Linked DNA regions of Homo sapiens: all the other regions are linked to region 1. A link is a contact called in ENCODE Hi-C or POLR2A ChIA-PET data. All regions are on one chromosome and are shown on one strand. Each heading gives the region's core, a stretch centred on a gene start or an enhancer-like site at or near the end of the contact. The rest is flanking DNA. Distances are from core to core; before and after follow the strand shown.

The links. Hi-C counts contacts between places; a loop is a spot of excess contacts on that map. ChIA-PET counts read pairs that join two places held with the same protein, here RNA polymerase II (POLR2A). Pooled maps may share reads with other maps.
Region 2: a map with no recorded cell type shows a loop between it and region 1 (5-fold over the local background). The contact joins the promoter of FCER2 here to the promoter of EVI5L in region 1. A Hi-C loop is called at or near these places in 5 of 37 single-sample maps with no recorded cell type and 7 of 50 pooled maps. POLR2A ChIA-PET finds 5 or more read pairs at or near these places in 3 of 52 experiments (B cell, K562 and WTC11).
Region 3: a loop to region 1 is called in a map of CD4-positive, alpha-beta T cell, with 12 times the contacts of the local background. The contact joins the enhancer-like site here to the promoter of EVI5L in region 1. A Hi-C loop is called at or near these places in 1 of 168 maps with a recorded cell type or tissue (CD4-positive, alpha-beta T cell), 2 of 37 single-sample maps with no recorded cell type and 10 of 50 pooled maps. POLR2A ChIA-PET finds 5 or more read pairs at or near these places in 2 of 52 experiments (HEK293T and naive thymus-derived CD8-positive, alpha-beta T cell).

Annotation. Positions count from the first base shown.
Region 1 is chr19:7,828,765-7,831,728 of GRCh38, reverse strand. It overlaps EVI5L (ecotropic viral integration site 5 like), which reads right to left and starts at 1,511. Exons shown (of 20, transcript NM_001159944.3): 1 at 1,348-1,511. RefSeq lists a silencer at 1,415-1,654.
Region 2 is chr19:7,700,553-7,703,735 of GRCh38, reverse strand. FCER2 (Fc epsilon receptor II) reads left to right here and starts at 1,605. Exons shown (of 11, transcript NM_001220500.2): 1 at 1,605-1,721. It overlaps LOC105372262 (a long non-coding RNA gene), which reads left to right. Exons shown (of 5, transcript XR_936296.2): 5 at 615-656. RefSeq lists an enhancer at 1,609-1,718.
Region 3 is chr19:7,650,841-7,654,098 of GRCh38, reverse strand. No RefSeq gene overlaps it. Among named protein-coding and RNA genes, the nearest start is that of STXBP2, 15 kb to the right of the region's middle. Within about 2 kb of position 1,863, at least 11 of the 41 ENCODE cell types and tissues checked have a DNase peak (open chromatin) inside an H3K27ac peak, as active enhancers do.

The sequences.
Region 1 (2,964 bases), core at 262-2,761:
GAGCTGTGAATCCTCTCCCTTCCCGCCAGGGGGTGGCATAAATCAGGGGGCGGGCAGTGGTTCCTTCGGGACACTAGTGTAGGAGAGAAAGTGAGCGTCCTTCCCTTTGAAAGGGCACAGCAGGGAAGGATGGATAACTTGGCAGAGGCCTGGGGCAGGTTCCCACAGGGGTAGGTGCTGGGGGATTCTGGGGCCCTGTCACCCTCCAAGGCTCCAGTGTGGGCGCTGGTTTGGTGGAGGGGCAAGTTGGCTTCCTGGGGTGCGGCAGGCACCTCATGGTCTCTGGAATCTCTGCTTGAGCTGGGGGAGCTGTCGGGGACTCTGGGAGGGCCTGGACAGGTGGGATCTGAGGAGGGGTGCAGAAGTGTTGAGTGGGTGGGGGCAGGGGCAGATATGCCTGGGGTCTATGTTGGAGCTCTTAAGTTTTTCTGTGTGTGCTGGGGGATCTAAGTGACTGTGTGTGTGTGTGTGTGTGTGTGTGTGTGTGTGTGTGTGTGTGTGTTTGGGGTTTTCAGAAAGATGGGTGGCTCTGGATGGGGAGTGGGGTGGTTCAGAATATCCAACGGGAGGTCTTGAGCATGGGTGGATTTTTCAGGATCCAGGAGCCAGGATCCAGATGGGGCAGGATCAGTGGAGCTACCACAGTGTGCTGGGTGGACGCCGGGGAGTGGTGTTTAGGGGTGCCCTTGGGCATGTGGCAGCTGGGGTGGGAGATGGGCTAGCAGGCTGAGCTGAGGGCTGTGGGCAGGGGTAGGAAATCCGACTTACAGAGGCCAGAGAGGGGTCCTGTGGGGTCAGCATGGGGGGCGGGTAGGCCCTGAGGCTGGTCTCCTTGGGGAGAGGTGGGGGCAGTTCTGGGCCCAAGATAGGAGGACGTGAAGTGAGGGGGTGCGGGGAGGGGGTGGCAAGTGTTGTCCAGAAGGGAGGGGTCCTGAGAGATCAGGGCAGAAGGTGGACGGGGGTTCTTGGGCTTGGGGGGCGCTTCTGAGGGGCTGATCGGCGGAGTGGGGGGATGGGGAGCCCTGAGGGGGTTCCCGGAGAGGAGTCCTGAGGGTCACTGCAAAGGGTGGACGGGGGTCCTGGGCCTGCGGGGTCCTCATGGGGAGGGGACGGAGTGGGGGAGGGGGATCCTGCAGGAGCTCCTGGGGAGGGGTCCGGAGGGATCGGCAACGAGGGTGGGCAGGGGCCAGGGTCCTCCGAAGGTCCCGGGCTGGGGATGCCGAGGCTCCCAGCGCGGGTTCCGGGGCACGACGGCCCGAGTTGCGGTCCTGCCGGTTCCCCGCGGGCCGCATCACGGAGCCGCCGGCCTGAGCAGGCGCCCGGGAGGCCCGGCCCGCGCCGCCCTACCTGCGCCGAGCGCGCCGCCATCTCCGTGCCGAGCCTCGCCGCCCCGGGCTGAGCCGCCGGATCCTAGCCGCGCCGTTCGCCCCGCAGCCCCGGCCCGGCCCCCTCAGCCGCCCCCCGGGACCGCGGCCGCCGCCGGCTCCGCCGCTGCCATTTCACCCGCTGACAGGAGCCGCTGCCCCGCCCCCGAGGCCCCATCCGCCAATTCGCCGCCCCCAGGCGCCCTGGCCCCGCCCACCAGCCAGGAGTGACGGGGTGTCTGACCATTCCGTGGCCATTCCGTGAGGCGGGCCCTGGCTACGTTCAGAAGGTTGCCGCCTCTGAGGAGAGAGCGAATTGAAATGAGGGAAGCGGTGAAGGACAGGTAGTTTTGCGTATCGGAATGAGGAATCCTATTGATCAACACCTGATAAGACCAATAGCAAGGAAAGTGGGGGTGTGTCCGTGAGGAAAGGCTGCGGCCCTGAGGAACACCAGGCAGACGCGGCCAAGCGTTTGGCACTAAGCCCCGCCCAGAGCCGGGCTTTCTGCCCAATAACGAGACGCCCCGAGACGTCCATTATTATCTGCCCCTCAAACCTGGGCCCTGGCAACTGCTGGGGGCGCCATAAAGAAGATTGACACCTAGGGAACCAATGCTACTGAAGGAGGGCGGGAAAGTGACACTCTCTGACCAATGGGTATGTGAGATTGGTGGGAGCATTGGCGTCCTGGGCGGTGGGGCTTGAGGCCTGGGTTGAATGAAATGGGGGTGGGGCTAAGAGGAGGGCGTGGCCTAGGCCAGAGATGGGGCGGGGTCAAGCAAGGGAGGGGCTCGGGGGTTGGGTCTGAGAAGGGGCGTGGCCAGAAATCCTGAAGACTCACTGGGGACGTGATGGCACCGTGTCGTCTAGGAGCCCAGTTCTGTGCTGGGGACGGGGCGGTTGATATTGGGGGCGGGTCCCATAAAAGATTCAGGCCCGTCCCCTGTCTTACTCCAGGCCAGGTTAAATGTGTTCTCTAAAGCTCACAGAGCCGCGTGTTTCTCCATCAAAGCTCGGTTCGCGCCGTGATCGTGGGGAGGGATAGGCCCTCCCATTCCCCATCCTCCCAGGCTGATAGATCCTCGGGGAGTCGGGATGCAGGGCCTAGGTCGGGTCTCTTCCAGGTCCCCAGCATGGAAACTGCTTATAAACATTTGATGAATGAATGAATGAAAATGGGCCCGTGACTCTTTTAACAGAGAAGGGAGAGGTGGAGAATCCTTCAAGCTAGAGAGGAATTCGTAGGGACAGTTACTGACAGCGGGCAAGACTGACCAAAATGGACTTATTTCCTCCCCAAGATGTAGGGATGGGCCCTGGAGGGGGTGGGGCAGGGAAGGACCTTGTCATAGCAGAGAGGGTGACGTCATAAGTGTGTTTTTATTTATTTATTTTTCAGAGACAGGGTCTCGCTCTGTGTCCCAGTTTGCAGTGCAGTGATGCGAACATAGCTCAATGCAGCCTCGAACTCTTGGACTCCAATGATCCTCCCGCCTCAACCTCCCCAGTAGCTGGGACTACAGGTGCGTGCACACCATGCCCGGCTAATTTTTTTGGTAGAGGCTGGGGTCTTGGTATGTTGCTCAGGCTAGTCGGA
Region 2 (3,183 bases), core at 356-2,855, 130 kb after region 1:
TGGGGGCAGGATGAGAGTGGGGAGGCCATGGAGGAGGCAGTCCCAGGGACAAGGCAAACCAGGCAGGGGGAACCCTAAGAGGGGGATGTCACCTGGTCCAGGGGGAAGAGGGAGCAGCTGTGGGGATGGGGAGAAGCAGGTTATTTTTTTGAGACGAGCCAGGCGCGGGTGCTGGGTGAGCGGTGGGGTGGAAGATCGGGAAGTGCTTGGACAAGGCCTGGACCTGGGCCGGGGTGTCTGGGTGGATGGACGGACTGTCCCACCAATGGGGACACACGAGGAGAAGGAGGAGGAAGCTTGGGAATAAGTCCAGCTGGGCCATGTTGTGAGGACATGGGGATGAAGTCTTAGTTCCAGGATGGGGCTGGGATGGAGTTTGGTGTTTCTTTTCTGTTTTTCTTTCTTTTTTCTTTTCTTTTTTTTTTTTGTGAGACAGAGTTTAGCTTTTGTTGCCCAGGCTGGAATGCAATGGCGCGATCTCGGCTCACCGCAACCTCTGCCTCCCGGATTCAAGCGATTCTCCTGCCTCAGCCTCCCGAGTAGCTAGGATTACAGGTGCCCACCACCATGCCCAGCTAATTTTTTTTTTTTTTTTTTTTTTTTTGTATTTTCAGTAGATACAGGGTTTCACCATGTTGGCCTTGAACTCCTGACCTCAGATGATCCACCTGCCTCGGCCTCCCAAAGTGCTGGGATTACAGGCGTGAGCCACTGTGCCCGGTCTCTCTCTCTCTCTTTCTCTCTCTCTTTCTTTCTTTCATCTCACTGTGTTGCCCAGGCTGATCTTGAACTCCTGGGCTCAAGTGATCCACTCACCTCTGCCTCCCCAGTAGCTGGGATCACAGGCATGCACCACCATGCCCTGCTAGTTTTTATAGTTTTTGTAGAGACAACGGCTTGCTATGTTGTCCAGGCTGGTCTTGAACTCCCAGGCTTAAGTGATCCTCCCACCTCAGCCTCCCAAAGTGCTGGGATTACAGGCGTGAGCCACCGTGCCCAGCCAAAACTGTCCATATTTGACCTGAATATTATCTCACGTATCTTTCTTTCCCCCCGCTTCCCTCCTTCCCTCCTACTCCTCCTTCTCCCTCTCCTTCCTTCTGTCTTTTTTTTCCCCTTCCTCTGCCTCTCTCTCCTCTTCCCTTTTTTCTTGCTGGGACTCAAACCTGGGACATTTGACCTGGGAGCCTATTTGCTCAATCATCAAGAGACATAATCTCATGGTGGGGTGTCTGCTGGTAAGTGCCGGGTGGCAGGATCCCAACTCCAGGCCGTCCTTCTAACCCAAGAGGCCCTGCCTCTGCCTAGAGCCTTCCGTGGCTCCCCAGGGCCCTCTGTGATCGGCCATAGTGGTATGATTCAGTGTGCAGTAACAGTGGTTCACATCTTGACGCTACCACTCACCTCCTTCAGCCCTGTGGGAACTTGCTGCTTAACATCTCTAGTTCTCACCCAATTCTCTTACCTGAGAAATGGAGATAATAATAACACGGACTTCACCCGGGTGTGGGGAGCACCAGGAGAGGCCATGCGTGTAATGTTATCCGGGTGGCAAGCCCATATTTAGGTCTATGAAAATAGAAGCTGTCAGTGGCTCTACTTTCAGAAGAAAGTGTCTCTCTTCCTGCTTAAACCTCTGTCTCTGACGGTCCCTGCCAATCGCTCTGGTCGACCCCAACACACTAGGAGGACAGACACAGGCTCCAAACTCCACTAAGTGAGTACGTATCTGGTGTGTTGGGGGTTGGCCATGGGAAGTGGAGATCAAAGCGCCCTTGGAAGAAACGACCTTGGGCTGAGCCTCAAGGGATGACCAGCAGGAGGTCACAACCAGAGAAGGGAGGTGGTGGGTGGTGAGGGGGCGGGGGTGGGGGCCGCAGTGTGGACAGAATCTCGAGGCATTCGAGTCCCTGATTTGGGGAAGTGAAAGCAGGCCATCTGGTCTGAGATGAGCTTGGTGAGTGCGCTGGGCCGATCATAGAGGGCCCTGGGGAGCCATGGAAGACTCTAGGCAGAGGCAGGACCTCTTGGGTTAGAAGGACGGCCTGGAGTTGGGATCCTGCCACCCAGCACTTACCAGTAGACACCCCACCATGAGATTATGTCTCCAGATGATTGAGCAAATGGGCTCCCAGCTCAAGGGTCCCGGGTTTGAGTTCCAGTCCCACCACTGCGTGATGGGGACAAATGACTTACCCTCTTGGAACCTCAGTTCCACTGAGAGAGGCCCCACAGAATGAGGACAGTCCCCCAGCATCCTGCCAGTAGGTTTACTGAGCACCTACTGTGTGCTGGTGCTTTGAATACTCCCAATTTACAGATGAGCAAACTGAGCTGCTCATCCAGGAAGAAGCCAGGACTCGGACTCAGGTCTGTCCAGCTGCCTCCCTGGACAGTTCCAGTCCCAGGATGGTCTCTGGGTTCCTCTCACAATGTCAAAAGGGCCAGCTTGAGCTGCCGCTAATCAGAGCCTGGCCGCGCCACACCCCACCTCCCTGAGGCTCCGAGAGAAGGGACTTACCTATAGTCAAGCAGCGAAAGAAGGTAGCCCGTGACCTCCAGGCCTGAAGGACCCCAAGTCCCATGCTCCTCAGCACATAGTAGATGCTTTAAAGTCAGAGGACTTGGTCGGGCGCAGTGGCTCACGCCTGTAATCCTAGCACTTTGGGAGGCTGAGGAGGGCAGATCACCTGTGGTCAGGAGTTCGAGACCAGCCTGATCAATATGGTGAAACCCTGTCTCTACTAAAATACAAAAATTAGCCAGGTGTGGTGGTGGGTGCCTGTAGTCCCAGCTACTTGGGAGGCTAAGACAGGAGAATCGCTTGAACCCGGGAGGTGGAGGTTGCAGTGAGCCAAGATGGTGCCATTGCACTCTAGCCTGGGTGACAGAGCGAGACTCCATCTCAAAAAATAAAAAAATAGGCCATGCACAGTGGCTCACGCCTGTAATCCCAGCACTTTGGGAGGCCGAGGCGGGCGGATCATGAGGTCAGGAGTTTGAGACTAGCCTGGCCAACATAGTGAAAACCCGTCTCTACTAAAAATACAAAAATTATCTGGTCATGGTGGCACGTGCCTATAGTCCCAGCTACTCGGGAGGCTGAGGCGGGAGAATCGCTTGAACCCAGGAGGTGGAGGTGGCAGTGAGCCGAGATCGTGCCCCTGCACTCCAGCCTGGGCA
Region 3 (3,258 bases), core at 614-3,113, 180 kb after region 1:
GCTAATGACTTTTTTTCTTTTCTTTCCTTTTTTATTTTTATTTTTTATGAGACAGGGTCTCACTCTATCGCCCAAACTGGAGTGCAGTGCCGAGATCATAACTCAGTGCAGCCTCAACCTCTTGGACTCAAGTGATCTTCCCACCTCAGCCTCCCATGTAGCTGGGACTACAAGCAATTGCTGCCACATCTGGCTAATTATTTTATTTTGTTGTATTTTATTTATTTATTTTTTGAGACAGAGTCTTACTCTGTCACCCAGGCTGGAGTGCAATGGCATGATCTCAGCTCACTGCAACCTCCGCCTCCTGGATTCAAGTTATTCTCCTACCTCAGCTTCCTGAGTAGCTGGGATAACAGGTGTGCACCACCACGCCTGGTTAATTTTTGGTTTTTTGGTAGAGACGGGGTTTCATCATGTTGGCCAGGCTGGTCTTGAACTCCTGACCTCAAGTGATCCGCCCATCTCAGCCTCCCAAAGTGCTGGGATTACAGGTATGAGCCACCGTGCCCGGTCTTTATTTTATTTTTAGTAGAGACAGGGTTTTGCTATGTTGCCCAGGCTGGTCTCAAACTCCTGGGCCTAAGTGATCCTCCTGCCTTGGCCTCCCAAAGTGCTGGGAACTACAGGCGTGAGCCACTGGGCCCAGCTCCTGTTAACATCTTTATGTGGAGAGTTACTGGGGACCAGGGACATTCCCCAAACCCACCCATCAATCGTAGTGACATGACGTTATGGACCCCCTGATGTGATGTACCAGGAAGTACCCGGCCCTACCAGCATGATATTATTCTGGCTGCAACTGACCCTTATTCCAATAGAGCATGTGGTTCTAAGCCATTTATAGGGTAAACATTGGGGCAGGGATGGGGAGAGAGGAAGCAACCTGCCAAATCCAGAATGAGGATCATTCCTCGGTACCAGAAGAGAACCAGAAAGAAAGCACCCTAAGTGGGGATACCACAAGGAAGTAAAGCAGGGGCCTCTCCCAGCTGGGGAAGGGAAGGAGGAAGGAGTACAATAGCTTGCAAGGCACAGCATTGCGGATGATGGGAATAGCAGGTGCAAAGGTTCTGGGGCAGGGACAGTGTGGTGTGTTTGAAGAACAGCAGCCAGGTTCACCATGAGATGGGAAATGGACTTGGGGGAAGGGATCTCAAAGGATAATTTTTTTTTTTTTTTTGAGACAGGGTTTCGCTCTTGTTGCCCAGGCTGGAGTGCAGTGGCATGATGGCTCACTGCAACCTCTGCCTTCCGGTTTCAAGCGATTCTCCTGCCTCAGCCTCCCGAGTAGCTGGGATTACAGGCGCCCACCACCACGCCCGGCTAATTTTTGTATTTTTAGTAGAGACAGGGTTTCACCATGTTGGCTAGACTGGTCTTGAACTCCTGACCTCGTGATCCGCCCGCCTCGGCCTCCCAAAGTGCTGGGATTACAGACGTGAGCCACCGCGCCCGGCCCCCCAACTTTTTTTTTGTTTTTAACACAACTTCTCGCTTTCTCACCCAGGCTGGAGGGCAGAGGCACAATCATAGCTCACTGCAGCCTCGAACTCCTAGGCTCCAGCGATCCTCACAGGAGGGTTTTGAGGATCTGCATAAAGCGTGCAGAGGGAGCTTGACTTCGTGCTCGTTAGGACCCGATATTGTCAGCTGCCGCCGCCCACAGGGACACATAAATATTTGTAGACTCAATATTTGCCTTTAGTGTGAAGACATTGCATCACCTGGGTATAAGTAAGGAGCAGAGGCAGAGGCGGTTTAAGCAACAGACTTTTGTCTCCGCTGAGAACCACGGAATAACCCCTGACCTACTTCCCCGTCGTGTCTAATTCGGGTCACCTCATCTCCAGTTACAGACGCGGAAGATCAAAGAAACCGGGAAATTGCGCCGCAGCGCCCCCTGGCGTTCGCAGCGCGTGCCTACACAAGCCACTCCCGGCGCAAAACTGCGGCTTCCCAGGAAATTGAGTTTAAATGTTTTTTTTTCTTTTTTCTTAATCTAGAAAAGATCATTTATTGTATCAAGTAACTACCCAGTTAGGCGTGAATACATTTTAAAATTTTTATTAAAACGAGTATTGGCCGGGCGCGGTGGCTCACTCCTGTAATCCCAGCACTTTGGGAGGCCAAGGCAGGTGGATCACGGCGTCAGGAGTTCGAGACCATCCCGGCCAACATGGTGAAACCCCGTCTCTACTAAAAATACAAAAATTAGCTGGGCGTGGTGGCACGCACCTGTAGTCCCAGCTACTCGGGAGGCTGAGACAGAAGAATCGGTTGAACCGGGGAGGCGGAGGTTGCAGTGAGCTGAGATCATGCCACTGCACTCCAGCCTGGGCGACGGAGCGAGACTCCATCTCCAAAAAATAAATAAATAAATAAATATAATATAATATAAAATAAAATAAAAAGAGTATTGTAGAGATTGGCTGGGCACAGTGGCTCACACCTCTAATTCCTGCATTTTGGGAGGCTGAGGTGGGAGGTCTTCAGCCCAGGAGTTAGAGACCAGCCTGGCCAACATGGCAAAACCCCATCTCTACTAAAAGTACAAAAATTCGCTGGGCATGGTGTCGCACGTCTGTGATCCCAGCTTTTTGGGAGGCTGAGGCAGGAGAATCGCTTGAACCCAGGAGGCAGAGGTTACAGTGAATCGAGATCGCACCACTGCACTCCAGCCTGGGCAACAGAGTGAGACCTTGTCTCAAAAATACATATATTTAGGAATTTGCTATGTTGCCCAGGCTGGCCTCAAACTCCTGGCCTCAAGCAATCCTCCCACCTCGCCCTCCCAAAGTGCTGGGATTGCAGGCGTGAGCCACTGTGCCCGACCTTGAGCTTAAGTTTTAAACATTAAAACCACCTCCCTCCCACTCCCTGCACCTCCCGTAAGTTAAAACGCGTCCCTGCTGAGGCCCTGCAAAGGCATATCCAGGGCAGGCGGACCCCAGGGGTCCACAGCCGACCCACTTTCTTCCCCACACCTCATCCCCTTCACAACTCTCCTCATCCATCTCCCTGCCCTGGTGGGAGATTCCGATAAATCCTAATTGTGGAACTGCTGAATCAGAGGGGGCTGCATTTTCCTTAGCCCCCACCTGCAAATTGTGTGTGCAGTTTTTCTGGGATGAGTGTCCTTAGATTTCCCTGAATTCTCAAAAGGATCTGTGACCTCAAAATCAGGAGAGAGGCCGGGCACGGTGGCTCACGCCTGTCATCCCAGTACTTTGGGAGGCCGAGGTGGGCAGATCGCTT